Linked DNA regions of Homo sapiens: region 2 is linked to region 1. Evidence: chromatin loops called from intact Hi-C (ENCODE). Cell type or tissue: adrenal gland. All regions are shown on one strand. Links, peaks and the distances in the headings refer to the core of each region. The heading gives the core; the rest is flanking DNA.

Evidence for each region. A loop is a pair of places that touch in the nucleus more often than their neighbours do. Peaks named below come from ENCODE experiments on the same cell type or tissue, not always from the same donor. Only the 100,000 strongest peaks of a DNase experiment are listed, where the experiment ranks them.
Region 2: it touches region 1 in a loop (5-fold over the local background); 4 of 110 quality-filtered maps call a loop at or near these places.

What each region holds. Positions count from the first base shown.
Region 1 is chr9:93,210,370-93,226,492 of GRCh38, forward strand. The region is part of intron 2 of WNK2 (WNK lysine deficient protein kinase 2); the gene reads left to right. Among named protein-coding and RNA genes, the nearest start is that of WNK2, 34 kb to the left of the region's middle. In adrenal gland, for the core only: no CTCF peak of the experiment used is centred there; no DNase peak of the experiment used is centred there.
Region 2 is chr9:93,262,302-93,278,424 of GRCh38, forward strand. WNK2 (WNK lysine deficient protein kinase 2) reads left to right here. Exons shown (of 30, transcript NM_006648.4): 14 at 369-418; 15 at 1,265-1,433; 16 at 1,616-1,732; 17 at 5,445-5,615; 18 at 5,719-5,764; 19 at 6,326-6,445. LOC124902214 (a long non-coding RNA gene) reads right to left here and starts at 6,360. Exons shown (of 2, transcript XR_007061668.1): 1 at 5,141-6,360; 2 at 2,847-3,279. RefSeq lists an enhancer at 568-1,236. In adrenal gland, for the core only: no CTCF peak of the experiment used is centred there; no DNase peak of the experiment used is centred there.

The DNA of each region.
Region 1 (16,123 bases), core at 4,036-12,035:
CCACAGTGTGAGCCTGGGGCAGACCACTGGCTGCCAGGCTGTGGAGTTGGGTCAGGGCGGCTGTCAGGGGAGCGAGTGGGACCACACTGTCTGCAGCTGCCTCTGGGCCCATTGAACCCAGGTGCTGGGGAACTCGCCTTCCTGTGCGCGTGGGTGCTGGGGCACTCAAGCCTGCCGCACATCAGCCTCGTGACCTTTGCTCTCACTCAGATCTGTCCACCTCCTGAGCCTGCTGAGATCATACCAGGCCCTTTCCTTGTGAGCCCGCAGGCTCCACTCTGCATCCCTGAGCAGGTGAGGGCTCTTTGCCCTTCTAGGCCTCTGAGTAGAGGGAAAGATGGGCAGGCCTGCTGCCTGAGGGCTGGTTTCTCCCGCTTCAGGGTCCAGGGCACCATCATGGTCATTTGTTCTCCAGATGCTCATTGTCTCTTTTATGTCCCAGGCTGTGTGAGGCCAGCACAGACATAGACCGGCCCTCCTTTGGGTCTCAAGGGTGTGTCCAGGGCCGCTATGGGAGCCCCAGGGACTTCAGTGGCTTCCAGGAGAACACGTCCCAGAGGATGTCTACCCTCATGCGCTCATATCATTCACTCATTCACTCCCTCCCTTCTTCACTGACTCATTCATTCACTCACTCACATTCACTCATTCACTCACTATACATTCACTCACACATTCCCTCACTCATACATTCACTCATTCACACACTCACACATTTACTCATTCACTCACTCATCCACTCACTCACTCATCCCCTCACTTACTCATCCACTCACTTATTCACTCACAGATTCCCTCACTCATACATCCACTCATTCACACACTCACACATTTACTCATTCAATCACTCATCCACTCACTCACTCACTCATTCACTCACTCACTCATTCACTCATTCACTCACTCATCCACTCACTCATACACTCAGTCACTCATTCACTCACTCATCCACTCAGTCACTCTTTGGTCTACTCATTCACTCATCTACTCACTCATCACTCACTCACACATTCACTCACTCATATACTCACTCATCCACTTACCCACCACTCATTCACTCACCCACCCACTCATCCACTCACCCACCCACTCATTCACTCCCATCCACTCACTCACTCATCCACTCATTCATTCACTCATCCACTCACTCATACATTCACTCACTCACTCATCCATTCACTCACTCACTCATCCACTCACACATTCACTCACTCATTTACTCACTCATCCACTCACTCACCCACTCATTCACTCACCCACCCACTCATCCACTCACCCACCCACTCATTCACTCACTCATTCACTCCTATTCACTCACTCACTCATCTACTCATTCACCATTCATCTACTCATTCACTTACTCATCCAGTCACTCATACATTCACTCACTCACTCGTCCACTTACTCATTCACTCTCATCCACTCAGTCACTTTTTGGTCCACTTATTCACTCACTCATCTACTCCTCGCTCACTCACACATTCCCTCACTCATACATTCACTCATTCACACACTCACACATTTACTCATTCACTCCCATCCACTCACTCACTCATCTACTCATTCACTCACTCATCCACTCACTCATACATTCACTCACTCACTCATCCACTCATCTGCCCCATTCACGCACTCATTCACACACTCACACATTCACTCACTCATTTACTCATTCACTCTTTTGCTCACCATTCAGTTATTCATCTACTCATTCATCATCGGTTCCCTCACTCATCATTCCTCATTCATTAGTTGTTTATTCACTGGCTTATTAATTCATTCACCTAATTTTAACTCTTCAATTGTGGGAGGTGCCCCCAGACCCTGCAGGAAATTACAAAATGGAGAGATTTCATTCCCTTTCTTCCCAGGCTACTCTAGGTTTCAGCAAAGCCAGCAGCCAGATGTTGGGATAAGGATAGGTTAGTCATGCATAGAGTGGATTCTGTTGCCGGGCTTGGTGTGGCTTGACTGCCTGATGGAGTCACAGTGTGTGGCCCCCCAGCAGGACAGCATCCCAGAGAGGCTGGCCCCAGCCCCATCTGTCTGGCTGACAGATGACTACTCACCCTGCCTGCTCAGAGGCTCTTATCTTGAGCCTTCCAGGATAAACCCTGGCTATGTTGTTTCTGCCAGGCCCTCCTCTCCCTCCCTATGGCCCCCAGAGTGGCCTGTGGTCGGGGCACATGATGGGGAGGCAGCCACAGTCAGGCTGCCGAGGTTCAAGGTCCGGCCGGCCCCTTGCTAAGCTGCTGAGCCTGTCTGTGTCTCCACTTCCCTCTCTGTAAAATGGGAGCAGCATCGACATGCAGGGCTCATAGGACTGAGCCCTCAGGGTAGAAGTCCTGTCTCAAGGTCACCTTCATGGGCCCAGTGTGTGGCTGCCCAGTAGGTCATAACCAATGGCAGATGTTTGTTTAAAAGAGAGAGGAAGGTGTGGAGGAAGGGGTGTTTCTTCATCTCTGGGTGTGAGTGAGAAAAAGACTCTTCAAACTTGGGCTCTCCAGGGTGTGTGTTGGGATGCTTGGACTCAGAATTTTGGACTCCGCCTTGGGGCTGTTCCCACCTTTTGAATGTGAAACGTCATAGGTGGAGGTGGAGAAGTCCCCGTGGGCACCAGACCTGAGCTTTTCTAGTCTCAGTCAAGGAGGAGAGATGGCTTTTCCCTCATTTGTGTATCAGCCTACTTCCAGGGAGGGGGCACCGATTGAGCCCTGAGCTCTGTGTTGTACTTGGGATCCTCTTCTGATCTTGGGAAGGGATATAAGAGCCGTCTTCCCAGAGTAGATTGGAGCAACAAGGATGGTTGTGCTTCTGCAATGGGCACATCCTGGGAACCCCGGGCTCTGAAGCTGGACAGTTGAGGAGGGCAGGGTAGCAGGTGACAAGAGGGCAGGGGTGGTGGGCTCTGAGTTGTGCTCATTCCACCTGTCATTTTATTTCACTTTACTTCATTCATATTTTTTGGTCATTATTTTATCACATACTAATGTATCCATGTAATGGTAATTTTAACAACCAATGTGTATTCTCAGATGTGGCTGCCCTGTAACTAGATGAGCTATTCATGAATCTTTGGGCAATTTTGAGTTTGCACTTACAAATTCGTTATAGATTCATTTATAAATTTTTAGTCTTGGCCGGGCATGGTGGCTCACACCTGTAATCCCAGCACTTTGGGAAGCCGAGACTGGTGGATCACCTGAGATTGGGAGTTAAAGACCAGCCCAACCAACATGGAGAAACCCTGTCTCGACTAAAAATACAAAATTAGCCGGGCATGGTGGCGCATGCCTGTAATCCCAGCTACTCGGGAGGCTGAGGCAGGAGAATCGCTTGAACCCAGGAGGCAGAGGTTGCAGTAAGCCGAGATCACACCATTGCACTCCAGCCTGGGCAACAAGAGCAAAACTCCATCTCAAAAACAAAACAAAACAAAACAAAAAGTTAGTGGTTATGCTGGAGATTACAACATGTATCCAAAGTTTGAAGTTTAATATAAACTAGCACTTTACCACATCGTGGGCAGTATAAGCATCTTAAGACATTTGAACTCCATTTACCCACTCTTCTTACCCACCCCTGCTTTTTGTGTACTGTTATATAATTTAGCCCTCCCTGTCTTTTATATCCCATATGACATTATTAAATTGTTCTTTTGTACAGTTAATACTAGCAGAGAGTGACAATGACTGATGCATTTATCCTTTCCATTGCTTTCTGTTCTTTCTTGCGTTTCCAAACGTCTCACAGCACTTTCCCTTTACCTGAAGTTTTCCCCTTTGTATTCCATTTAGTACCCATTTGCTGCCACTGCTGTCTCTGTCTAAAGAGTCCCTATTCTTATTTAAAGAATAATTTTGCTGGATACAGAATTTGAGATTAATAGTTTTTTTCTTCATCATCACTTTATTATTTTTTATTTTTATATATTTATTTATTTATTTATTTTGAGACGGAGTCTTGCTCTGTGGCCCAGGCTGGAATGCAGTGGCATGATCTCGGCTCACAGCAACCTCTGCCTCCTGGGTTCAAGTGATTCTTCTGCCTCAGCTTCCCAAGTAGCTGGGATTACAGGTGCATGCCACCATGCCTGGCTAATTTTTATATTTTTAGTAGAGACGGGGTTTCACCATGTTGGCCAGGGTGGTCTCAAACTCCTGACCTTAAGTGATCTGCCTGCCTCAGCCTCCCAAAGTGCTGGGGTTACAGGCATGAGCCACCACGCCTGGCCTCTTCATCACTTTGAGATGTTATTGCATAGTCATTTTACATGGTTTCTGTTGAGGTCAGCTGTCAGTCTACTTGCTGCCCCTTTGAAGGTAGTGCCCCCCCCCCCCCCGCCCTCTCTTTGCTGAGTTTAAGATATTCTCTTTGTGTTTGATTTTTAGGAGTTTTATACTGTAATATGCCCAGGTGTGGCTTTCTTTGTATCTAATCTGCTTGGGGCTTTTAGCACTTCTTGAATCTATGGGTGTCTTGCTTCAATTTTAGAAAATGTGGTGGCATTATTATTATTATTATTATTTTAGAGATGAGGCCTTGCTCTGTCACCCAGGCTGGAGTGCAGTGGTATAATCATAGCTCACTACAGCCTAGGACCCCTGGGGTCCTGTGATCTTCTGATCTCAGCCTCCTGAGTAGCTGGAACTGCAGGCATGTGCCACTATGCCTGGCTGTTTTAATTTTTTTGTAGAGATGGGGTCTCACTATGTTGCCCAAGCTGGTCACAAACTGGGGTATTATTTTTATTTATTATTATTATTTTTTGAGATGGAGTCTTGCTCTGTTGCCCAGGCTGGAGTGCAGTGGCGCGATCTCGGCTCACTGCAAACTCTGCCTCCTGGGTTCAAGCAATTCTCCCTGACTGTAGCTAAGATTACAGGTGCTAGCCACCATGCCCAGCTGATTTTTGCATATTTAGTAGAGACAGTTTCGTCATGTTGGCCAGGCTGGTCTCGAACTCCTGACCTCAGGTGATCCACCCACCTCGGCCTCCCATAGTGCTGGGATTACAGGCGCATGAGCCACTGCACCTGGCCTTATTTTTAAAATAATGTTTTGATTTCATTATTTATACCCTCTTTTCCAGAACCCCATTTACACATAGGTTGGACCTTCCCCTTTGTCTTCTATAAGTTTTAAATTTTCTTTTTCATATGCATTTGTCCATGTTTCAGTTCGTTTATTTTCTGCTGCCTTCCAGTTTGCTAATCCTCTTCTCACCTATGTCTAATCTGCTGTTGAACTCAATAGATGGGTTTAATTTTACTTTTTAGTTCTAGATTTCTATTTGTTTCTGACTTCATAGATTTTAGTTCTGGTGAAATTATTTGTCCTGCTATTTTTTGGACCATACTAATTTTACACTAATTTTAATTTCACACAAATTTTAAAGTCTGTGTCTGATAACTGCAATATTTGGATCCCCTGGGAATTTGTTGTTATCGTCTCGTTTTTCTTCTTTTATTTTTATTTTTCATCATTTTGGTCTTGTCTCCTGATCTTCTTGGTCATTTTTTATTGCTGTGTTTAGAAATTATGGACATATTTGAGGCTCTGGGTGATTTTGTCTTTCACTAGAGATTTACTTTTTACCGCCTCTAGTAGGCAGCAGAATAAGAGCAAATCATATTAACCCCGTCTGGAATTGAACTGATTCAAAGCTGTGTTTCAGCCCCTGTGAGGGCTGGTTGGTCTGTTCTGTTTTATCCAGACTTCTAGTATACAGCCCTTCTGGAAGGGCTAATCTGAAAGCCTGCACGTCTACCAAGGCCTCTCTTCCTTGCCAGACTCTGGGCTCTGATTGCCATCTTCCCAGCCCTGTTAGACTGCTGAAGTTCTGCCTTGCTTCTCTGCTTTTAGTCTACTGCTTAGTGGTAATGCTCCAAGGCATTCCTGTCCTATAGAAATGTAATGTGAGCCACAAATGTGAGCCATATGTGCAATTTTCAGCTTAGCAGTCACTTTAAAAGTATAAAAGGAACAAGTGGAAGCCAGGCATGGTAGGTCACATCTGTAGTCCCAGCATTTTCGGAGGCTGAGGTGGGTGGATCGCTTGAGCCCAGGAGTTTGAGACCAGCCTGGGCAACATGGCAAAACCCCATCTCTACAAAAAATACTAAAATTAGCTGGGTGTGATGCTACTGGGGAGGCCAAGGTGGGAGGATTGCTTGAGCCTGGGAGGTCGAGGCTGCAGTGAGCCATGATCACACCACTGCACTCCAGCCTAGGTGACAGAGTGAGATCCTGTATCAAAAAACAAGAAACAAAAATTAGCCAGGCGTGGTAGCGAGCACCTGTGGTATCAGCTGCTCGGGAGGCTGAGGCAGGAAAATCGCTTGAACCTGGGAGACAAAGGTTGCAGTAAACCAAGATCGCACCACTGCACCACTGCACCACTGCGCTCCAGCCTGGGTGACAGAGTGAGACTCGGTCTCAAAACAACAACAACAACAAACAAACAAACAAACAAAACAAAAAGAACTAAAAAAAAACCAGGTGGAATTAATTTTAACAGATGGAATTTAGTATATCTAAAATATTATGTTTTTGATGTGAATCAATATAAAATTATCAATAAGATTCAAAAAAATCTTTTTTTTTTTGAGACGAAGTCTTGCTCTGTTGCCAGGCTGGAGTGCAGTGGCGAGATCTCGGCTCACTGCAACCTCTGCCTCCCAGGTTCAAGCGATTGTCCTGCCTCAGCCTCCCAAGTAGCTGAGACTACAGACGTGCACCACCACGCCTAGCTAATTTTTGTATTTTTAGTAGAGATGGGGTTTCACCATGTTGGCCAGGATGGTCTTGATTTCTTGACCTCGTGATCCGCCTGCCTCGGCCTCCCAAAGTGCTGGGATTACAGGCGAAAGCCACCGTGCCCAGCCCAAAAAATCTTTTAAGAAGATACTACGCCGCTGCCACGTACTGTGCACTTACAGAACATCTCAACCTGTACTGGCCTGATTTCAAGTGCTCATTAGCCACATGTGTAGCTACTGTTTTGGGCCGCACAACTTTAGTGGGAGAAGCAGTGCTGAGTGTGGGGTTTCCTTTTCTCCAGAAGAGTCAGAATGGTGGCATGAGGATGAATGGTGCTGAGGTTTATTTCAGGTATATGTGTGCTGTGTACCTGCCGTCTCGGTTGTGGTCCCCAAGGCTCTTGCCGCCAGTTCTGGGAGGTACTGAGGAGTCAGTTAATGGGATTGGGGTGCAGATGTGGGCAGGGGGGCCTAACCTCACCCCCATGCTGCTTTACCCTTCCATGGTCCTCCTGTGGCCCTGATCTCATGCTGCTGGGGCCATCTGTTGGTGCCCCCACTCCCCTGCCAAGCAGCCTGGTGCCATTCCTGGCTTAGAGGGACACCACAGATGTTTGTGCCTGGGCACATGTTTATTCAGTGGACATCTTGACCTGAGGCCAACACCGGCCTTGAATCCTAGTAGCCTGGCCTTCAAGGTCATCTTAGCTCTTGGTGATAGCTTGGGCCACCTAGGGCCTCTGGGGAGGAAAGGAAGTGAGGCCTAGGTGACTTCATTCTGGGCGTAGGCGTAGAAGACCAAGCCAGAACCAGGGCCTTGTACAGTAGCAGGCACCAGAATGCCCAGCCCTTCCTCATTGCCCAGAGCTACAGGTCTGGGTATTTCCCTACGTTGGGGGGGTGGGGTGGGGGGAAGGGCCTGCCTTCGAGGGGCCACAATATTCCACAGACTGTTAGACCCTCACCCACTGCCACCTTGGGGTGCCCTGAGCCTTTGAACCCTGTGTGGGGGCAGGGCAGCCGCAGGAAGACCCCAGTAGCTTGGCCTCTACAGCTGTCTCCTCAGAATTCTGTGGAACTCCACAGGATTCCACAGGCCTTGCCCTGGGGTGCCCCGCCTGCCCCACCCCACAGGAGCTGTTCTTGATGGTGGAGCTGCTAACCCTGCTGACCTGTGTCCCTGGTGCTATCCAAATCTATCTTTAGGTGTCCCTGCGGGAAGTGGCCATGGGGTGGGGCTGGCCCTTTCTAGAAACCAGATACATGATGTGGTCAGATGCAGGGGTGGCCGCCTGGCCTGTGCCCGCCGGGCTCCCAGTTACCTTGGGTGAGTGCCGATGTGTTCTCCTGGGGAGGAGCCAGGCCTGCAATCAGGAAAGTTTTTGTGGTGGGATGGCCCCATGGGGATTTCTCTTCCTCACTTGTGTGCCCACTGGGAGGGCCCCATTTTCATTTCATCCTGGGGTGGTCGAACCACTGCTCTGGTCCAGGGCCGAGGGTTCGAGCAGACATTTCCCCGTCAGGAAGTAACATCAGTGTTCCCTTGAGAACAGGAAAGGCCTCCTCCTTTGGGGCTGGCCCTGCAGTGTCTGCTGCCTGCACAGCTGCCTGTCCATGTTGGGGGTGTGTGTCTGGGTTGTCTGGCTGTCAGGGCCAGGGCTGCCCCGGCTTCCTGGGGTTTGGTTGTCCTGAGTTGGCTGCACCCCTCTGCCCCAGGGACCCCTTGCCTGGCTCTCCCTCTTCCCCCTGCCTCCGAAGGAGAACAGACGGGCGTGGGGAGCCTGGATGTGACAGGTTGGCTCTCAGGACTCATGCAGGGCCAGGGCAGCCTGCTGACCTCTGGCCTTGGAGAGGAGGGTGGCCACCCAGTGACATGGCACCAGGACTTGTGGCTGAGACCGGGGCCAGGCCTGTGTCCCTCTGCCCCTCAGCTGCCCGTGTTAAGCCCACCTGTAGACAGGAGAGGAGGGCACCTGGATGTCCCTGGAGGGGAGGGGCATGGGTTCAAGCTCTCTTCCTCCCTCCAGCCTGATGGCAGGTGCCTTGGCACGAGGTGGCCCTCTGACAAGGTAGCTTTCTGAGCCGTTTCCCCTAAATGTGAATGGTCTGTATCTACCAACACCCCCAGTCCCATTGGTCAACATGCCGTGGGCGGGGCTGGCCACTGTCCTGGAGGGCCTGTGGCAGCCCTGGGTGATGCCCGGCTTGAGTCCCTCCTGCTCCTCTCTTTCAAAAAGTGCACACAAGGACAAATGCTCATCAGTTCTTCTGACCACAGTAGGGATACCTGCATCCAAAAGTGTGGATATGGATCCTAGGGAGGAAGCCCTTTCCCTTTCCCCTCAGAGACCCCTAGTGTTAAGGATTAAGTGTGGATTGTTTCCAAGTTTGTCATTGGCTTTTAGCTGGTGGTCTTCATTTAAGGATGCTGGTCCTTGGGGAGACCCCTGTCCACAGAGGGCTGGGCAGGCGCCTACTCAGGGTAGTGTGGGCCGAGGCTTAGCCCATCTGGGACACGCAGTGCTGAGAGTGGGGTCGCTCAGGTGGAAGAGGCTATGTGGGGGCTCCTTTGCTTTTATGGAGCTCTAGGTCAGCCCTGCAAGCTTTAAAACATTTATTTGGAAATAAAACACCCGTATGCCATGTGCCCAGCTCCACCTGTTGCCACCAGCTTGCCCACCTGCTTCCTCGCTTGGGCTCTGTCATTTCTGATCCAGGTGAGTGCAGGTGCAGATGGTGGCACTGGCCTTGGTGCCCTGCCCTGGAAGCCTGGAGAGTGCAGGCGCATCCAGGCCCCACCCTGCTTAGCGCCGGGCTCCTCCTGGCTGGGACATCACCTGGTGTTGGAGGCCTGGGGACCAAAGGGGATCCTCTCTTCCTCCAGGACAGGGTTCCCTGGCTGCAGGGTTGTTGGGGAGGGAGTCTTGGTTGTTTAAAGTGGTTCCCCCAGGGTGTGAATGAGCATAGGTCCTGTCTGCTTGATCTGCAGTGGGCCAGGCCTCCTCTGGAGGCAGGTGTACCACCCAGAGCCCACGAGGGTGTACACAGGGTGCATATTACTTGCTGAGGGCTGGACACTGTGGGGGATGGGTGCTGCTATCTGCCCACTACACAGATGGGGAGCTGAGCTCAGAGGCAGGGTTAGTGTCTGAGCCTAGGTTCCACCCCGTCTCTCTGATTGGAATAGCTTTTCCTGTTCTGTCCATGCTGCCCAACACCAGTGCAGGACGGGACATGGTAGGAAGGGGCCGAGGGTGAGGTTGGCTGTGCCAGCTGCGGTTCTGGGCAACTCTACCTGTCAGCACAGCCGTGCACTAACCCTGAGGAGACCTCCGACCTTTCCTGTTTTGTGAAGGGGGATGGGGCCCAGTGAGGTAGAGTTGATGACCCTGCAGCCCAGCCAGGAGCTGATGGGCAGAGAGACTAACTGGATGGCGTGTCACTGCTGTTGTTGGGCAGAGGGTTGGGTCTCCCTGAGGCCCTAGCTGGGGAGACCTCCATGGGGTGGCCTGAGGAGGGGGCTGGGGGCTGTCCAGCCCTGGTGAGGTTCCTGTTGGAAGGAAGGACCACATCTGGTCTGTGGACTGTGAGGCTTCAGGTCCCGGGAGAGGCTTTGTGGGTGTGGTGGGCCCGGGGAGTGGGCACCTTGGGAAGGCTCCTGCCTGCCCGTGCTGCCCCAGCATCAGACCCCAGGTGGTCCACAGTCCTGTCAGCTGCACCCTGTCATGGTTCATTGCCTCAGGGGTGCCTGACCCAGCCTGGGTCCCCCTTTGGTCCTCTTCTTTATCTTGGCCTTCATGGCTCCATTCTGTGGTCCTGCCCTCCTCCTGGGCTGCCCACCCATCCCTGCCACGTGGTGACAGCTCCACTAGCATCCCATGGTGGCCCTGTCTTTGCCCACGATGGAGGGTATTGGGTGGGCCTGGGGTGGGGAGGGCTCCTGCAGCCTGCCCTGTGACCGGAGCCCTGCGGTGGGGAGGGCGGGGCCCAGCACAGAGGGCCAGTCCCAAAACTGACCTGCCGTGCTCATGCTGGGCATGGGGGCTTCCTAACAGGCAGGTGGGTGGGGACCCCCGACCTTCCCTGGACCTCCCCTTGCTGCTGGCTCTTATGCTGGGTGCTGGCATGGGAAGCCAGTATGGACCGGGCACCACCCCCATTGCATGTGTTCAGTAGAACCTAGAGGAGTCCCTGGCATGGCTGCCAGCTTGTCCCGGGGAAGGACAGCTGAAGTTTTGTACGTGCTCAAGGGAGCATGGAGAGTTTGTGACAAGGCCATGACAGACTCTCTCCACCCGTCTACTGGCTGACAGGATCAGGCTTTCTCAAAGTTCAACATCCGCACACCAGAAGGTGGACAGAACGATGCTGGGCCTGCCTCCTTCTACATATGATTTACAGTCACCCATGGACACCCCAAGTAATTGGCACAAGAGCTCCATCTGGCTCAGTAACGGAGGCACTTTCAACAAAATTAGTTATCCCTTTGCTTTGGTCAACTATGCACTGCTAATTTATGATAGTGATTCAGTTCTGAAGAAAATCCTTTGGTCCTTAGAGTCTTACGTTCGCAGGAAACTAAGGAAAGCTAGATTCCGATAGGAATGATGTGATGGCAGGGAAGTGTGGCAGGGCAGTCAGTGAGAGGCTTTCGGGAAGAGCCGCGTCGTGTCCATCACCTCCGTGGGAATGGAGGTTGCGTCCTGGTTGGAGCTGGAGACGTGTTTATTCCCGTGTTTAGAAACAGCTGGTGGAGGGCATCAGATTGCCGACATTTGGGTTCCACGGGAAACATTTCAAAGAACATTTTTAAAAAGTCAGTATTTATAAAATGCTGGAAATGGCATCTTTTACAACTGTTTGACCCTATGATGACACATTTTACATCCCAACTTACCCCTGGGGCAGGCAGGCACCTACTTCCTTCTGTGTGTGGGTGACAGGGTGAGTACCGGTGTGTATGTGCGGGCGGCAGGGTCCCAGGTGGCCTTTAAGAGAGTAAAGCTCACTTGGCACCTTCCCCTGCTCCCTCTGCCCCTTCCCACCCCCTTTTTTTGAGGCAGGGTCTTGCTCTGTGGCCCAGGCTGGAGTGCAGTGGCAGGATCTTGGCTCAGCTGCAACCTCTGCTTCCAGGCTCAGGTGATTCTCCCATCTCAGCCTCCCAAGTAACTGAGACACCAGGCGTGTGCCACCACACCCAGCTAATAATTCCTCCCTCCCTTTTTAAATAAAATAGTATGATTTACAAAAGCAACCAGGGGCCAGATATTCAAGTTCAGGTTTTTGCCTCAGAGAATTGTAAACTTCTTGGAGCCCTTGACAAAGAAGACTGAATGTGGGAAGAGTCCAGTGCCGCCGACTCACCCCCAACTGAGCACCTCCTTCCCTGGCTGCACTCATCCAGATGGAGGGCAGCATCTGGGACAGGTCACCGGCGTCAGGGTCCCTTTTCTGCAAAGAAGTCTAGGGGCACATCAGCCTCCGTCTGTGACTCCTCACACTCCTTGGCCACTTTTATTTGGTGGTGTCGGGAAAAATGTTCATCTTTATAATGATGTCCTTTTTTTTTGAGACAGAGTTTCAGTCTTGTTGCCTAGGCTGGAGTGCAATGGTGTGATCTCGGCTCACTACAACCTCCACCTCCCGGGTTCAAGCGATTCTCCTGCCTCAGCCTCCCGAGTAGCTGGGATTACAGGCGCCTGCCACCACACCTGGCTAATTTTGTATTTTTAATAGAGATGAGGTTTCACCACATTGGCCAGGCTGGTCTCAAACTCCTGACCTCAGGTGATCTGCCCGCGTCGGCCTTCCAAAGTGCTGGGATTACCGGTGTGAGCCACCGTGCCCAGCCGTGATGTTCTTTTTAAAATCATGAATTAGAAAAAACACACACTGGCTCACCTGTCAATGCGGTTGTGTATTTTGTTGCTCAAGATGAGGTTAAAGAGGGAACTTGGATTTAAAGGAAGTGAGTTTGTTTTAAGACCAGCAGAGAATGTTGGAGGCAGCAGGTGGAAGAGCTCTGTCAGGCCTCCCCTTTGCTGGTCAGTGGCAGATGCCTGGTGTGGACATCAAAATGGCTCCACTGAGCCCACTGACCACTCACTGCAGAGCAGGCCCAGTGCCTGCCTCTTGTCCAAGTGGCGCCCCGTTGCCTGGCCCTGTAGTGACATAAACCACCCACTGCTCAAACATCATGCCTGCACAGAGGCCACTTCCTCCAGGGACCTCAGACCTGCCCGTGCCTTAGGTGGGGTGGGGAATGCCTTCTTCCCCAGGCTGCCTGAAACTGGAGCTTTTCTTCGGGGGCAGGGGTGCCCTGACTGGTAATTTTTGGCACAGTGTGTAGTTGCATATTTATTGGTTTTCTCATCTGTTGGCTGCGTTCCCATGGGGTTGTGAACAGCCCTTTCCGCACACCCAGAGCCTCCGTGACTGAGCGACTCCAGACAGAGCATGGGGGATGGTGTGGCTTGCTCTGCACCAGCCATTCCTGTGCACTTGCCAAACCCTGTCCTCCTGGAACCAGACCCAGACCCTCTCTCCACTTTGTGGTGAAAGGGCAGGCAGGAGCCTGCTGGCCCCCAGCTTGGGTCGACTGGTTCAAATCTTCCAGACCTGGGAGTAGCAGGGAGGCTCTTCCCACCAGGAGGGCGTGGAGTGTGTGGGGATGCCAAGCCTCCTAGAGCAGTGGGGACACCCTCCCGGGGGTGGAGGGAACAGAAGGGGACACATATATGGTGGAAGTCTCATGCTGTCTTCCCAGTGTGTCCCTGTGGATATCATGGCTTTTGGGTGTGAGCACTTAAGTGACAGGGAGATAAGTCCTTGGTTAGGCCTGAGCTCTACCAGAGACCTGATGCCCTCCCATCCTGCACCTGGGGCCTCTGTCCTGGGCCAGTTCTCTGTGCATGGGACTATTGTGGACAGAGAAGCTCCAGGCTTCCTTTGGTTTTGATTTACGGCCCCACGGAACTGGAGCGAGGCCCTGCAGCAGGCTTATCTCTCGGGGCTCAGCCTCACTGGTTCTGGGCACTCTCCTCTGCCCGAGTGTGCGTGGGGCTCACCTCCTGGTGGGACCCAGTTCTGCCCCTTCAAGGGGTTGGATTTTGGGGTCCTGCCTAGCTGAAAGGAAGATGCCACGGAATCCCAAGTGTGCCCCTAGTAGGTCTGACATCTCCAACCGTTGCCCACTGGGGACTGTTCTGGCAGAGCAGGTGGCCCTGAAGTGTCATAGGAGGGGGCTGCCTGCAGACACCCTGCCATGTTCAGGGCAGGAACCTCTGATGCTCTCAGTCAACATCGAAGGCAACCCCTGATGTGTTTCCCAGGTGTCCTGGGGGTGCTGGGAAGGGCCGTTGGGACCAAGAATCTTCTGACCACCCTGGCTGTGTGACTCGTGCAGCCCTTGAGGGGCTTTGCTGCCCGGCTTGGAGGGTGCTGTCCTGCCTTGCCTGTGTGTGACCCACAGGACCTTTTTCCTAGAGCAAATAAGAGCTGGCATTGTCCCAGAATGCCTTAAGTCTTTTGTCATCTGATTGACTTTCACCACTATGAGGGAACAAGAGCCATGAATTTGCATAGCACTGGGGACTTGGTAGGAGGAAGATTGGTGCTGATTGACCTTACCCTCCAGTGTCTGGGAGGGAGGGGCATCACATTGAGTGAGCAGCCAGGAGGCCCCCGCCTCTGACTCAACACCAAACCTTTAAGCACCGTGTGAGTCTGGCAGGATTTGGAAATCACTTAGGGATCAGGTGCATTCTTCCTGCCCTGGCTTGTTGACTGTGAGCCTTCCTAATAGGTTAATGAATGAATTCAGTCCACAGGTGTTCATGGAGTTGCTCCTGTAATGCAGGCCAACCCGATGTCAGCAAACAGGTGATGAGGATGTGGACAGGCTCTGTGGGGGCAGCATACCCTGTAGGTGGGCTCTGGGCAGGGCTCAGAGGGGGACACACTAACCGACTGTTAAAGTACCAAGCAGGCTGGGCATGGTGGCTCACACCTGTAATGCCAGCACTTTTGGGAGGCCAAGGCAGGAGGATCTGTTGAGCCCAGGAGTTCAAGATCAGCCTGGGCAACATGGTGAGACTACCATCTCTAAAAAAATAAAATTAGCCAGCGTGGTAGCATGTGCCTGTAGTCCCTGCTACTCAAGAGGCTGAGGTGGGAGGGTCACCTGAGCCCAGGAAATTGAGGCTGCAGTGAGCTATGATCACACCACGGCACTCCAGCCTGGGTGACAGAGTGAGACCCTGTCTCCCCTACTGTAAAAATTACCAAGCAATGTGTTACATTGATTAAAATAGTCGTGTGGTGTAGAATATAAAATGAGATCCTCTTCCCTTCCAAGCCCACCTCTAAGAGGCACCATTGTTAACCATTTCTGACTTTCGTGTCTTACATGTATCAACTTCAGTAGGTAACTGCTGTTAAAAATGAAGACTGTAGTGCATGCAGGGTACGCCCCCCTACTTCCCGTTTTTTCTTAGTCATTTAGAACGTGAACATTTTGCTCTGAAACTACAATGAAATCTTTTACACGTTACTGTTGGTGCTAAAATACTGGCAAAAATAACTTGTGCTATAAATGATCCTGTGAGTTTCCTCTAGAATTAAGGACTAGGCGCACAGAAAGGGAATTGTAAACTGACATGCTGTTTCCCAGAGAAGGCTTCCTGGGCGAACTGGCCTAGCTGAGCACTGCCATCTCCTCTCCAGCTTCCTTCACCCCCAGGGACCTCGAGGGTCACCCTGGGTGCATGTCTTTCTGTTGTGTTATGTTGTGTTGTGTTGTGTTGTGTTGTGTTGTGTTGTATTGTGTGTTGTGGAAACATTTCTTCCAGTAACTTGTTCCACCTAGACTGCATGGGAAGTTAACTTTCAGCTCCTGCATGTCTGAAAACGAGTCTGGACCGCCTGGCTTGGTGTCCGTTTGACAGCGTGTAGAATTCTGAGTTAGCACTTTGAGGACACTGTCCCTGCCACCTGCGCCCAGTGTCTCTGGTGAGACTCACCGCCCACCTGGGCCGTTCCTTTGCAGATAAGACTTGCTCGGGGTTCTGACATTACACTAGAACAGCCCTGGAGGTGGGGTGTTCATTTACTCTGACCTGGCCTTGGTGGGCCATTTTCTTCTAAATCGTTCTCCTTCCAGCTCAGGGAAATGCTATTCTACTATTTGTTTATACTTCATGGTGTCTGTTCTTAGAACCCTTTTGACATAGTTTGACTTCCAGGCAGTTCTTCCATGTCTCTTAATGTTTCTCTTCTATTTTCTTTCTTCTACTTCTCTCATTTGGTCTTTGGATTTTTTTCCTTTTTTTTTGTTTTTACATATGAAAAATTGAAGGGTGATT
Region 2 (16,123 bases), core at 679-8,678, 49 kb after region 1:
TAGATACAGGTTTAGAGGATGCTTTCCCTGGGACAGGATGCAAGAGACTGTGAAAAGCTTTCATAGCACCAGTGTGTCCTCTTTGAGGGATGATCAAAGTGGGTTAACATTTTTGGAAAGGAAGTGGCTCCCAGCTTTTATGAATACACTCGGGTCCAAGCGTTTCAACAAGATAAAAACCTCTATGCCTGCTCCCATTGTGACGCCCCCTGGGTCGTACCCACCTGGCTGCAGAAGAGAGCAGGAGAACGCAGCGGGGCAGGCTGGGCTGAGGAAGTGGGGAGGGAGAGCTGACTATGCGTGGCTGTGCCCACAGGGAGGCGGGAGTCCGCATGACCTGTTCTCTTTTCTCCGGGTGTTTATTTCAGGAGCAGGCCTCACAGGACAAGCCGCCCGGCCTCCCGCAGAGCTGTGAGAGGTAGTGTGGCCCAGCCTCGACCTCGCAGGACGGGTGTAGGGGCGCAGGCCTGTACAGCCACTCAGCCTGGCTCCTGCTGCTGCTTCCCCTGGAACCCACTATAGTTTGCCCTGATGCCATTAGGGGTTTTTCAAACCTGACCTGGTGGAGCCTCAGGGCCCTCCTCTCTGGGTCTTGCCAGCTGTTGTTGGAGTTTGGTAGCCAGAGGCCCCTGGCTGGGCTCTGGGTCTCTGCTCTGGTTTGCAGTGCTGAGAATGTTCCAGAACGGAGAGGCTATGGGCGGAGTTGGCAGTGCCCAGAGACTAGGAGGGGGCTGGGAGGGTGGCCCCCTGTGTACAGGGCTGAATCCAGCCCCGATCCTGGGTTTCCTGGCCTCCTGGGCTGTGGACACAGGTGTTTCAGGAAATGAACCGTGTCCTTATTTGAACTGTGACCATTTGTTCCACCCTCCTGGGGTGCTGGGCACTGCCTGGGCTTGGCATTTTGCAAACTGCAAAACGGATTGGCCTCACAACAGTGGTGGGTGTGTTTCTGTTGCTGTAGCACAGATGGGGAAACTGAGGCACAGGGGCTGATTCGCAGGTCAGGAGACTGAGAGGATCAAGGTAACGCAGCTAGTAGCTAGGAAGCCTGTGCTTCCTTCTGCCCGTGCCACTTGGGTGCAGCAGGGAGCTGGGTGAGGGCCCAGAAGCAGGCTTGGGGTATTCGCACAGGACGGGCTGCCTCTGTAGGTCACAGATTTGGGCCCTGGAGACTCCAGACTGTTCCAGATAAGCTGACTTTCCCCGCCATTGCCGACGTGCTGGTTGTCCTTTGGTGCCATTAATGTTCTTGGGTTTTGCTCAGCTATGGAGGTTCTGATGTCACTTCTGGAAAAGAGCTGAGTGACAGCTGTGAAGGCGCCTTTGGAGGGGGCAGGCTGGAGGGCAGGGCAGCCCGAAAACACCACCGCAGGTCCACGCGTGCGCGCTCCCGGCAGGAGAGGGCCAGCCGGCCCCGGCTTACCATCTTGAACGTGAGTGGGCGGGGCGTGGCGGGGGTGTGGTGGGGGTGGGGGCATGGTGGGGGTGTGGTGGGGGTGGGGCCGTGGCGGGGGTGTGGTGGGGGTGGGGGGGAGGGGTACTTGGGGGTGTGTGGGGGTGTGGCGGGTGCACGTGTGGGTACGCCCGTGGTGGGTGCTGATGCTGCCCCTTCCAGGTGTGCAACACTGGGGACAAGATGGTGGAGTGCCAGCTGGAGACGCACAACCACAAGATGGTGACCTTCAAGTTCGACTTGGACGGGGACGCACCCGATGAAATTGCCACGTATATGGTGAGGCTGGGTCTGGGTGGCTTGGCTCCCGGTGTTTCTTGGACACGTGTGGGCCTGAGCAGAGCGCCACAGGTCACATGTCGAGCCTGGCCTTGTGTGGAGGTGTCGGTTGGCCCAGGGGCTTTTCGGGACAGTGCTGACCTTTTACGCCTCGGGCTCTTCCCCACACTGGGCGGAAACCCCTTGGGTTTGGAAGAACAGCTTGAAGGATGTTCTAACCATTCTAAGATGCTGCTCCCTGAGGGCTTCTGGAGCATCTGAGCCCTTCCTCCAAATAAAAGGAAGCCTTGTGGGTAGGTTCCTTGAGTGAGGCACGGGAGGGCATCCCGGAGTCTGATGTCCTGTGGTCCTTGCTTAGAGCTTCCTCCAGCCTCCCCAGCTGGAGTGCGGGCTCTGAGCCCTGACCCATGTCCCATGTGCCCACCCAGCTCTGCCTGCATCTCCCTCTGGAGCCACCCCTCCCTGCCTGTGCAGACCAACCTGAGTCCATGAGCACCTTGTAGGCCTTCACAGCCCCACACCTGTGGTCCCCAGCACCTGAGCCAGGCTAGGAGTGGGGATCGTTTTCGGGCCCTCAGAAACTCTCCAGCTGAAAGCACGCACGAAGAAACATGGAAAGGATGTACATGTGGTCCTCAAATTTCCTGGTGCATCCGTGACTGCCTCCCAGGAGAACATTCTCCCCAGACCATTATTCCTGCATCAGTGAGGTTTAGGGAGCCAGGTCCTAAAGGGGCCAGCAGCACACTGGACAGTGTTGTAGCGCTCACTCCAGATGGCCACCAAGTGCCTGGAGTAGGCCGGCATGAGTAGGGAATAGAATATACCACTCAAGTTAATATCATAGATTGCCCCACGTGCCTGCCTGCGGCTGCTGCATTGCACATCATCAGAAAGCTGCCCCCTTGGGCTGCATCCCCCTGGCCACCCCTGCCCTGGCTTCGTGAAAGCCTCATGTGGGCTTTGCAGGGGGAAGCCCCTGGCTTTCTGCTCCTAGGGAGCAAGTCCCTGCCTTAGTGTCTGCTTTGCAGAGACACCTTGGACAAAGCCCTCCCAGATCCCAGGTCCAGAGCATAATCCCCCGCAGCATTAGAGAAATTCTTCTGACGCTTGCTACAGTGGTCGGGAAGACTTTATTCAGGACTGTGGCAATAAGCGAGAGAGAATGAGTTTAACTCCAAATGCAGCAGAGACCACAGGGGATTGGTAGCAGAGGAGCAGTGTGGTGATGGGTGGCTGGAAAATAGCTAAGAGGAGACATCAAGGTCAGGGATTCTGGAGAAACCCTCGTAACAGGATCCTTGCTGGGGGTGGGTGAGAGGCTTTGTTCAACCTCAAAGGTGGGAGATGAGGAATATGGTCAGATACAAAGGCTGGGAATTCTTTCTACAACTGGCTTAGGCTGAAGACATGATGGGGCCTAGTCAAGCCTAGTTGGAGGGTCAGAGGCGTGAGCTGCGCTTTGGTCAGGGAGGAGTCTTTGTCAGCAGCAAGCAGCTGGTTCGTCAGCGCAGCACAAACACCAGGTCCTCACTGGGCCACTGAAACTGGAGAACATTTCTTCTCTCATCTTACTGTGTTTTAAACCTGTGTCTTGTATTACTTTATACACATGTGTTTCAAACATGATAAAGCATAATAATAAAGTGAACACCCGTGAAGTTATCACTCAGCCACCAGCTGATGCTGCATGTGCGGCTGACGCTTCCAGTGCTTGCCTGCCCGAGCAGGAAGCCACACATGCGACATCAGCCACATCAGCCTGTGTCGTGTCCACTGGCCCCCTGGTTTTCAGTCTTCTTGTGTGTCTCTGTGTGTGAGTCTTTGTGAGCTGCACACATGTAAGTCCTGCACAGTAAGCAATGGGGCTATCTTTAGCTGTGTGCTTTGTAAAAATAGCATCTTCTCAGCCTTGTTTTTTTCACTCAGCACTCGGATACTCCTCTCATTTTATTGCTTTTTCTGCCATCTTAGTAAACCAAGTCACCTAACATACCTGTGTGAAGTAAGCATGCTACAGATATACAAATTTGGTCCATAAAAACAGCCCAGCAGCCCTCCTCCTCACAGCCCATTCCTATCCCAGGGACAGACTGGCTCCAGAGGTTCGAGTTGAAGGGTGGGTGTGTGGCCTGTGGGACAGGCGCTGTTTAGACAAGCTTCTGCCCGCCCTGTGGACTGTCTTTCTGTGAGTGTGAGGTACCAGCTGTCCCTGAATGTCCCATCAGTGGTTAGAGGTCGGCAGGCCTTGGGTTCATCATTCTGACCATGACGACCTTGCCAGCCCCTTAGTAAAGGTGGAACTGCAGAAGTTTCATTTAATTGGCGTGGATTCTAATGCCAGGTTTTACCTGGACCTTGTATTTTTAGATTTTTATTTTGTTTTCAAGTTAATTTTATTCTCAACATACTTGAAAAGAAACATAATAGGAAAACATTTTCTAGTTGCAAAGGGGTTCTAGTTCAGTTTTGTTTAGTGAAAATTTCACAAAATTGGAACGTTGCTTAAATTCTCGTATGTGGCACTCCAGTCACAGCTGGCTGGATGTTCCAACTTTGGCCACAGTGTACTCCTCTTAGACAACATTGCAGTCACATGTTACACTAAATTAAGTGGTGAATCACGGAACACAGCACAAGCCAGCACTTTGTCTGGAGGTGTATGCAGGTGGTGCTCCTGGGGTTGGGGTCTGGGGTGCCAGGGGAGTGTGGAGCGCAGAGGAGCTCTGCTTTTCAGCCAGCTGTTTATAGTAGGGCAGATGTGCCCATCCTAGAAGGGATCTGAGACCACAGATGCCCCAGGCAGGGCCTAGAGCATCTCGGTGACTGCAGAGGTGTCTGCCTGGGAGGAGGTGCCATGGCAGGAAAGGGGCAGGGTCTGGACCCCACTGGGTGGTGGCACAGGCTGACCTCTTCCATTGGTTATGGTTTTATGAGATGCACAGCATTTTCTCTGCCTGAATGGCCGAGGATTTAGCCAGAGCCGGTGTGAGCCCAGGGCCACATGCCCACTGTGAAAGTTGGAGACTGTGGACATCTCCTGAGCCCCTGGTCTGGAGGCTTCGTGGCATTCAGGCTGTGGTGTGGGACCTCCCCTCAGCCATGACAGGAGCTGCTCGTTGGACATCAGGCCACGCTTGCCTGTGTGCCCGGGCCATAGTTGAAGGTCAAAGCCTGAGGCTGGGAGAGCAGGGGGTGCGCAGACCGACAGGTGACATATGGCCATCCTGCTATAACCTTCCCGTCCCCCTGTTGCTTTCTGTCCCCCACAACCTCCTGCTGGCTGGAACCTTTGCCTTCAAATCCATCCTTCTTGTCTGTCATGACTGCCTGGGCACCTGTGCCCAGATGGACCCCCTCCCCTCTTCCCAGTCCCCGTCCTCGGCCCCCTGCATCCTATGCACTTACCTGTTCTGAAGATGGCTGGACCGGCCTCAGGGTCTGTAACCAGCTCCAGCTGGGGCAGGGCATTGCTGGCCCAGGTCCCATGCTTGGAGGAGGGAGTTGCTTCTCAAGATGAGGCTGCTCTCCTCCCATCCTGGGGCCATCCATGTCACTTGCTGAGCTGTCCAGCCCCTGTCTTGGGGACTGCACCCTTTCACCATTCTTCCCTTGGGGCCTGGTACAGGGTAGACATCCGTCAATCCAGATGAAGACCTAGGGTGGTCTTGGCCTTGCAGCTGGTCCTCACTGGCAGTATGTCCCTTTGCAGGTGGAGCATGACTTTATCCTGCAGGCCGAGCGGGAAACGTTCATCGAGCAGATGAAGGATGTCATGGACAAGGCAGAGGACATGCTCAGCGAGGACACAGACGCCGACCGTGGCTCCGACCCAGGGACCAGCCCGCCACACCTCAGCACCTGCGGCCTGGGCACCGGGGAGGTGAGGTTGTGAAATCCGGGGTGGGAGGTGGTGAGAGTGCAGTGGCTGGGCAGGTGGGCGCTGCAGCTCAGTGGGCTCATTTCTGACCCTCCACCTCATTCAGGAGAGCCGACAATCCCAAGCCAACGCCCCCGTGTATCAGCAGAACGGTGAGTCTGCAACTTCCCTCCCTGCTTTTAAGCAGGCGTTTGATGAAAGTCCCCACTCAGCATATTACCAGGGGTTTGGCCATTGCTTGGGGGGATTATGGAAGCATGTGGTGACCAGGGGCCCCAGTCTGGGGACAGCTGCCCTGTCCGAGGAGCTGTCACCTGCAACCGGCATCACGGCCTTCATGGATGGTGCCTTGGGCATCCCAGGAACCAAGCCTACGCGAGGGGTCCTCTCGGGAGCTTCGGGGGCTGCCAGTGAGGCACCCCAGGTTCTGCTGTGCACCCCTTGCCCTCTGGTGTGAGGGAAGAGCAGGCAGAAGCCCATCACCAGGGCCTCTTTACCAAGGAGCCTGGGGAACCACCTGCTTCGTGGAGGGAAGCGTTGGGGATTAATGACTGGGAACAGTGTTCTCTGCCCACACCCTTCCTGGAGAAAATCCCATAGGTGTAAAGGAGTTCACAGACCCACTGTGGCAAGTCTGGTGCAGGTGATGGGGGTCACACTGGCCTGGAAAGGCGCTCACTCACTCAGCGTGCTGTTTCTGTTCTGCCCTTCAGTCCTGCACACCGGGAAGAGGTGGTTCATCATCTGTCCGGTGGCTGAGCACCCCGCCCCCGAGGCCCCTGAATCTTCGCCCCCACTTCCTCTAAGCTCCCTGCCGCCAGAAGCCAGCCAAGGTATGAGCAGCAGGCGCCCACACAAGCCCCTCCCTGTTTCATGTACAGGCCTCCTTCTGTGCATGACCCAGCCGGTATGTGCCCCGTGCCCAGGTCCATGCAGGGGGCTCACCCTGCCCTGTCTCCCATGGCGCAGAGCAGCCTGTGGGGCTGTGTTCCTATCCTTGTTTTCTGCTGAATCAGCTCAGTCAAAGCAGCCTCCAGGTTTGAGTCTGCCCTGTTACCCCACCAAGTAGGTGGCTCGCATGGCCATATAGGTGTGTGTTGAAGAGCTCCGCTGTCCTTCCTTCACAGTGTTAACCTGGCAACTCCTTGCTCCTGTCCCTTTCCTCTGTGCCGCACACCTGCAGCAGACACGCCTCTGCTGGTTCTGCTTGCTTTGGGGGGTGGGGTGGGAAAGTCCCTGTTGGTGCTGAGACTCTGATTTTAAAGTGTTCACACAGACATTTATCACTGTGCATTGATCTGCACCTGCACCTGCCTGTACAGATGCCAACAAGCCCGTGCTTTGGGCTGTCAGTTAAATCTTGTTGGTCCTTTGGGAGGCTGAAAATAGTCACTTGAACAAATTTAAGGTTTAATTCCTTACCAGTTGGCAGGGGAAAGTTACTGATTCTATAACTTGACATAACCTTATGGCACATTCATGAAAAATATCTGTAAATCATTTTTAATTTTATGTCATGTGCTTCCAGTGACTCCCATTATCTTTTGGAGATTCGTTCCCATGGGGGACAGGTCAGCCTAATAACGAAATCCAAACAAAGCAACGAGCTGAAACAAGGTGATCTCAGGTAAAGGGCTTGGCCTCAGCCTGGGCTGAGAAATCAGAGAGAAGCAGCCTTGCCTACAAGATTGAATTTTTAAATAAGTATATGTTCGTATATTACTTCTGGATTTTAATACATACACACCCAATTATAAGAAAAACCCTCCTAAGAGCTAATTTTTCCTGTGATGTAGGGGTGCAGGGGACACTGTGGTGTAAGTTTAGGGGACAGTACGGTTAATAGAATGAAATTAAACCCTCTTTCCTTCATCTATGCACTGAGTGACCTCAGGAAACCTTTTTGAGCTGGTCTTTTTTCTATTTAAAAAAAAGGAAAAATTGGTGGCAGATCTGTTAATTTAGATAAACCATCCACTGAGAATAACCAAAAAATGATAAAAGTCATCTGTGTGAAGGCATTTGAAATCTGATCATAGTGGAGAATTATTAGGCTGGGGTCCTGGGAAGGATGGAGACATAGGGATGTGAACCTAGTTTTGGCTCCTTTTCCCCAGGGAGCATCTCCCATTCCTGCAGGGGTGGCTGAGAGGCCTTGTGGCTTCAGCAGCTTCATCAGGCTAGAGAAAATGAGCTTATAGAGTCCAGGGCCCTGAGGGTGGTCCTGCTGAAGCGCTGTACTGGAGAAGGAAGGACTAGCTGGAAGGAGATAGGCCTGCAGAGAGAGGAGCCCACCTCAGAGCATCTCAGCCCCTCATTAGGACGGTCTTGGAGTGCCGTGGGTTCAGGCATGTGCACGGAAGGCCTTTCTGCAGGAAGGAATATTATTCTGGGCCTCACATGACTTGTATGACCAATTTTGTGAATACAATATCTGGCACATAATAAAATGACCAAAGAGTTGGGTGCTGGGTAAGGTAGAGAAAGCACACACATCCATTTTTCTTTCCACTGAAATGCACTGTAAATCCTGGATTGATGTGTGACACAGCTGTCTGAGTACTTGGGAAAATTTTAGCAGTGGGAAGATTGGGGATGCACCCCAGAATTCAAAGTGCTACTGAGCTGGTGGTGAGTTGAATGATTTCCTCTGATATTTCCTGGTCTGACTGAAGTACAGCCCAAGGAGCAGAAGCAAATGCTTTGGTGCAGGCAGGAAAGCCTCCAGGAGAGATCCTGTAGTTCCATCTCCCAGACCAGGAAAGGCAACTCCTAAAGCTCAGAGAAGAGAGAGAACCCCTCCCCATTGCTCACCCCCCTTCTCTTGCACCAGCACGCCGACAGTTCTGGAGGTAACAGGAGCAGCAGGTAACAGGAACATGCAGGAGCCAAAACAGTGAGAGCAGAGAACCATTCTTTATTTGAGGAAGCCAGGACTCTAGGAGCACAAAACCAAAACCTGTCACATTTTTTTTCTCTGTCCTCTTGCCACCTTGTCATTCATGGCACAGCCGCAGAATTGGGTGGTTTCTGTTCGAAGGTTTGGAAAGGTGAGTCCTAGGGAACCAGGAAGTATCATGGAGAGCACAGAAAAGGAGTTTGGGAAAGTAACCCTATAAAGTTGTTTATGGACTCCTGGGCTCACCCCCAACCTGTGCATGCATGCATCTGACCCTAATAGCATATAAGAAACTTGGGCAACTGAGCTAATGAGTAGACCTCGCCCAGGTTCCAGTACACCTGTTTCAGATGAGATTAGTACTGGGAAGGCATTGAAAGTGGAACTGACATGTAACCACAGCCCATAGAAGGCGGGTTGCAACTCGCAGTCTGAACCTAACTAGGTTGATTGCCTACTGAAGCAAAAATATTAACATTCATCATAAGGTTTAAACAAGTCTCAGGATTTCCTAATGTCATTGAAAATGTTCAGAATAGAATTCAAAATAATTTATCAAATGAAAAGCCATGAAAATGTTAACTTGCATGGAAAAAGGTAGCCATGGTGCCAGTGACAAGACGATGTAGATTTTGGGATGATCTGACAAAAACTTTAAAGCAACTGTTATAAATATAACTGAAAAAGCAATGACAAACATTCTTGAAACAAATGATAAAGTAGTATCTGCAAAGAAACAGAAGATGCAAAGAAGAAACAAATGGAATTTTTAACATTGAAAGTTAAAATACCTGAAATTGTCCCACTGGAAAACAGGGGAGAAAGATAGAGAAAAATAAACAGAGCTTCAGGGAACTGCGGAACAATAACTAAAGGGCTAACTTGTGTGTCATTAGAGTCTCAAAAGGGAAAGAGAAAGAATGCAGTGCTGAAAACACATTTGAAGAAATAATGCTAAAAATTTCCCAAGTTTGGTGAAAGACGTAAGTCTACAGATTCTAGAAGCTAAGCAGACCCCAAATAGGTTAAATGCAAATCAATCTGCTGAAAAGTAAAGACAGCCAGACAAAAATTATGCATTACCTAGATTGGAACAGTGATTTGAGTGACTATAGATTTCTCGCCAGAAAGTGTGGTGTACAGAAGAAAGCAGCAGGGCATTTTTAAAGTGTTGAAAGAAAAAACTGTCCATCTAGAATTCTGTTTCCAGGGAAAATACCCTTCAAGAATGAAGCTGAAGTAAGGCCATTCTCAAATAAAGAAAACTAAGGGAATTCATGGGCTGCACACCTACTCTAAAATTAGAATTGTTAAAGATCTTCAGACAGAAAGGAAATGAGACTAGAAGATAACCTGGAACATCCGGGCTGAAGGAAGAGCAACAGAAGTTGTAAATATAATAGACTATTCTTCTCCTCGAGTTCTTTAAAACATTTCTGACAATTGAAGTAAAAAAAAGATTATAACAATTTAACCTTCCATTCCACCAGTGTGGCAAATGGAAGGTAAACTACTAATTCCATGTAGACTGTGAAAAGTTAAGTATATATTTTGGAATTCCTAGAGCAACCACTGAAAGAATTATACAAAAAGATGTGTATAGGCAAAATCATAGTAGATAAGATGAACTAAAAAAATTCAAAGGCCGAGCATGGTGGCTCATGACTGTAATCCCAGCACTTTGGGAGCCCAAGTTCGGGGGGATCACCTGAGGTCAGGAGTTTGAGACCAGCCTGACCAACATGGAGAAACCTCGTCTCTACTAAAAATACAAAATTAACTGGGTATGGTGGCACATGCCTGTAGTCCCAGCTACTCAGGAGGCTGAGGCAGGAGAATCACTTGAACCCGAGAGGCGGCAGTTGCAGTAAGCCGAGATCGCGCCATTGCACTCCAGCCTGGGCAACAAGAGCGAAACTCCGTCTCAAAAAAAAAAAAAAAAAATTCAAATAACCCGGAAGAGGAAATGAGAAGAGAAATAAAATATTTTTAATTAAAAAACAGAGAGAAAAAAACGAAAGCAAACAGTAAAATGGTAGACCTTAATCTAAGCATACTGATAATTAACCTCAAGTTAACAGTTTTAACACGTCAATTAAAAAATGATTATGAGAATGGATTAAATTTAAAAACCAAACAACTTGAGCTAAGTACATGCTATCTATTAGAAACTTCAAGTACAACAATACTGATGAACTGAAAGGTCAAAAGAAAAAGGATGGTGAAAGACAGACCATGCAAACACAAATCAAAAGAATGCTGGGTTGCCTGTTTTAATTTCTGACAAAATAGACTTCAGAGCAAAGAAATTACCAGGGTTAAAAAGAGACTTTATTTATTTACTTATTTAGTTAGTTAGTTTTTGAGATGGAGTCTTGCTCTGTTGACAGGCTGGAGTGCAGTGGCACGATCTTGGCTCATTGCAACCTCTGCCTCTTAGATTCAGGCGATTCTCCTGCCTCAGCCTCCCGAGTAGCTAGGACTGCAGGCACACACCACTGTGCCCAACTAATTTTGTATTTTTAGTAGAGACAGGGTTTCACCATGTTGGCCAGGATGGTCTCGACTCTTGACCTCATGATCCACCCGCCTCGGCCTCCCAAAGTGCTGGGATTACAGGCGTGAGCCACTGTGCCCGGCTGACATTACGTATTTATAAAGAGTAAATTCCTCAAAGGACATAACAGCCCTAAATGTGTATACATCTAAAAGCAGAGCTTCAAAACTAACAGAACTGAAAGCAGAAATAGACAAATCCACAACTGTAGTTGGAGACTCCAACACTCTCGATAGATAGAACTAGTAGACAGAAAATTATCAAGAATATAGAAGATCTGAAAACACTATCAACTAACTTGACCTAATTGACATTTATAGAACACTCCACTCAAAAACAATACATTTTTCAAGTACGTATGGAACAATTAATATATCCTGAGTTATAAAACAAAACTTAACAAATTTAAAAGTATTGAAATTATGTCAAGTATGTTCTCCGATACAGTGTAATATAAAATTAAATAACACTTCTAAATAATTTACAGTAAGAGAAAAAGTTGGAAGGAATATTAGAAAACAATTTGAAATGAACAAGAGTGAAAATACAGCATAATAAATTTGTGGGATGTAGTTAAAGCAGTACTTAGAGGGAAATTTATAGTACTAAAATGCTTAGATGAGAAAAGAGGTCTCAAGTCAATGACTCAACCTTCTACCTTAAGAAACAAGGAAAACCTATAGCAAAATAAATCCGAAGCAAGCATAATGAAGAAAATAAAGACAAGAGCAGAAAGCTGTGATATCTAAAACAAAAATCACAGGCAAAAACCAATGAAACAAACTTATTTTTAAAAACGTTAGTAAAATGATAAACCTCTAGCAAGACTGCAAGGACAAAACAAAATACCAATACTAAAGAAAGCACATAAGGCCGGGTGCAGTGGCTCACGCCTGTAATCCCAGCACTTTGGCGGGTGGATCACGACGTCAGGAGATCGAGACCATCCTGGCTAACACGGTGAAACCCCGTCTCTACTAAAAGTACAAAAAATTAGCTGGGCATGGTGGCGGGTGCCTGTAGTCCCAGCTACTCAGGAGGCTGAGGCAGGAGAATGGCGTGAACCCAGGAGGTGGAGCTTGCCGTGAGTCGAGATCGTGCCACTGCACTCCAGCCCGGGCAACAGTGCAAGGCTCCGTCTCAACCAAAAAAAAAAAAAAAAAAAAAAAGAAAAAAAACACATAAAAGACCAATATCAGGAATAAAAGAGGTATATTACTGTAGATAAAGGATAAAAGGATAATACTGCAATAGTCTGAACAAGCTTACAGACAGAAATTAAACAATTTAGGTGAAAGAGACTAATTCCTCAAAAGCCATAAACTACTAAAATTCATCTAAGATAGAATAATCTGAATAGCCCTGTACCTGTTTTTAAATTCATTCTTTTAATAATGAATTTGTTGTTAAAAATCTCCCCAAAAAGAATTCTCCAGGCCAAAATAGTTGCACTGGTGAACTCTGCCAGACATTTAAAAGAGATTCAACACCAATACCACTTCCACAAAATCTCTTCCAGAAAATAGAGGAGGAAAGAACACTTCCCAAATCATTTTACGAGGCCAGCACTGCCCTGATTTTAGGACCAGCCAAAGACAGTACCAAAAAAGAGAATGATAGACCAATAAGTCTCATGAACATAGAGGGCAAATATTCTCAAAATATTAGCAAGTCAAATTCAGCACTATATTAAAAGGACAGTGTGCCATGAGAAAGTGGGTATATGCTGGGAGAGCAATATTGAAGAGTCAGTCCACCATATTAATAGTCTAAAGAAGGAAGAAACATATGATCATAACAGTTGACACAGCAGAATCAGTTGACTAAATACAACATCCATTCATGACAAAAATCCTTGGCAAACAAGCCAGGCACAATTGCACATGCCTATAGTTGTAGCTACTTGGGAGGCTGAGGCAGGAGGATCACTTGAGGCCAGGAGTTTGAGGCTGCAGTGTGCTAAGACTGTGCCTGTGAATGGCCACTGCATTCCAGCCTGGGCAACATAGCAAGACCCAGGTATCTTAAAAAAAAAAAGTAATAATTCTTAGCAAACTAGGAAAATAAGGGTACTTCTTCAGTCTGATTAATTTAAAACACACATACATACACACAACATAAAAACCCACCGTTTCCAGCATATTTAGACCAAATGTGTTCTCCCTAAGATTGAGAAACAAGGCAAGAATATGTTTTCACCTATCTTATTCAGCATTGAACTGTCTTAGCCAGATTTAAAGACAAGCAAGAAACAGAAGTGAAAGGCATGTGGATTAAAAAGAAAGAAATAAAACTATCTTATTTGCAGATAACATGATTTCATATGTAGATGATGACATGGATTCTACAGCAACAACTTCTAGAACTAATAAGTGAGTTTAGCAATACCATAGGATACGCAGTCATCATACAAAAATACCTCAATATTTGTATATACTGGCAGTGAACAATTGAAAACCCAAAATTTGAAGGCTATACCATTTATAGGAGCTCCCCCAAAAGGATTTACATAGATCCAAGTTTAATAAAACATGCAGAATCTGTATGCTGAAAACTACAAAGTACCGATGAAATGAATCAAAGGTTACCTAACTAAATAGAGAAGCATACTGTGTTCATGGATTGGAAGACTCAACATAGTAAAAATGTCACTTCTACCCAAATGGATCTGTAGATGCATTGCAGTAACAAAAGTTAAAGCAGATTACTTTTTGTAGATATTGACATTCTAAAATTTATATGGAAGTACAAAGGAAATAGAAATGGCTAAAATCATTTTGAAAATGGAGAATCAAGTTAGAGGGATCACATTACTGAATATTAAGCTTACTATAAAGTTACAGTAATCTAGACAGTATAATATTGGCAAAGGGATTGGTACACACATCGGTGGAACAGAATGAGCCCAGAAATAGACCCACACAAATATGACCATTTGATTTTGACAAAGATGCAAAAGCAATCCAAGAAGAGATAATCTTTTCAATAGATGTTGGAACAGTCGGTCATCCTTATGCAGAAAAATGAACCTTTACCCTAAGCCTCACATTTTACTCAAAACTTAATTCAAAGTGGATCAAATGTAAAATGCAAAAACTGTGTAAGTTTTATAAGGAAACATTGGAGAAAAATCATTTTTGATCTGTGCCAGGCAGGAGTTCTTAGACCTGACACCAAAAGTATGATGTATAAAAGAAAAAATGGATACATTAGACAATGTCAAAATCTTTTGCTCTGTGAAAACTACTGTTAAGAGAATGAAAAGACAAGCTACAGACTGGTAGCCAATAATGGCAAATCACATATCCAACATAGTGTCTGTGCTAGGAATATTTAAAGAATTCTCAAAACTCAACAGTAAAATGAGCATAAAAAATGAGCAACTTGGCTGAGTGCAGTGGCTCACACCTGTAATCCCAGCACTTTGGGAGGCCAAGGCGGGTGGATCATGAGGTCAGGAGTTCAAGACCAGCCTGGCCAAGATGGTGAAACCCCATCTCTACTAAAAATACAAAAATTAGCCGGCCGTGGTGGCGGGCACCTGTAATCCCAGCTACTCAGGAGGCTGAGGCAGAGAATTGCTTGAACCCAGGAGGCAGAGGTTGCAGTGAGCTGAGATCGCGCCACTGCACTCAAGCCTGGGCGAACGAGCTAGACTCCGTCTCAAAAAAAAAAAAAATGAGCAACTCACTTGAGCAGATGAGCAGATACTTCACCAAACAGGATATAAGGATGGTAATTAAGTACATGAAGAGTTGTTCAATATTATTGACTACTGGGGAAATGCAAATTAAAGCAGCCACAGGGAGGCATCACTGCACACCTGTTAGAATGACTAGACTGACTGCATCAAATCTGGGTGTGGCTGTGGAACAGCTGGAACTCATACATTTCTGGGGGTATGTAAAATGGTATAGCCATTCTGGAAGACAGTGAGGCAGTTTATTATAAAAGATATACTTGCTATATGTCATAGCAATTTTACTCAGTTTTTACCCTAGAAAAATGAAAACTTATGTTCACTTAAACATCTATGTATGAATGATTGTAGTTTTACTCATAATTACCCAATTGCCAAAACTGGAAACAAACCAGTTTTCCTGCAGTGGGTGAATAGATAAAAACTATGGTACTTTGAAAAAGAAATATATCATTGGTAAATTGATCAACATGGGTGAACCTCAAAGGCATTAAGCTGAGTGAAAGAAGCCAATCTCAAAAGGCTTCATACTGTATAATTCCATTTATAATGACATTCTAAAATGCTAAACTATAATGATAAGGAACAGGGTCAGTGCTTGCCAGAGACTAGGAGAATGTTCCTATATAGGGAACATGCAAGGAGGTGTTTTGGGGTGATGGAATTGTTTTCTATCCTGATTGTGGTGGTAACTAAATGGATACATGTGTGTCAAAACTCATGGAACTCTACCCCTAAAGAAAAAGTTAATTTTACTGTATGGTAAGTTTTAAAGTTCTTTTAAGTTTACCTGTGTTGAAAAAAGATGACCAGGCAGATAATGAGACAGAAATAAGATAGCATAAAAGAGAAGCAGCAGAAACCACCAACAATAAAAAGGGCCCTTGTACTTCTGCTTTAGGCCAAGATGGAATAATAGTCTCTAGATTTGTTTTCCTTCAGAAAACAACTTAAAAAGCATTCAAAATTTATATAACAATGTTTTTTTCAAGGCTTCGAACATCAGTCAGTGAAGGACCCTGCAAGACTGAAAAAAAGTCACTACAGTTATCTCAGCCTACTGCCTTGAAAAAGTTTCTATTCCAGAGCAGGGAAGGAAGAGCCCAGGCAGAGCTTGGGAGATTGTGGAGTGAGGAGACCAAGCTGAGAGTGTGGAGAGACCCAAATGTCAAGAATTTCCAAGGCGGAGTTCTGGAGAGGAGAGAGCTGCGGAGAGAAGAGTCTGAAGATAACGGGTGATTCCCCTGGATGATTTCGCAGAGCACTGTGTGTGAGGAAACTCACCCAGGCTGAGGAATGACCCACCACGAAGGATCAGAGGGAGTGGACCCGGGAACTCACACAGGCCTGGGAAT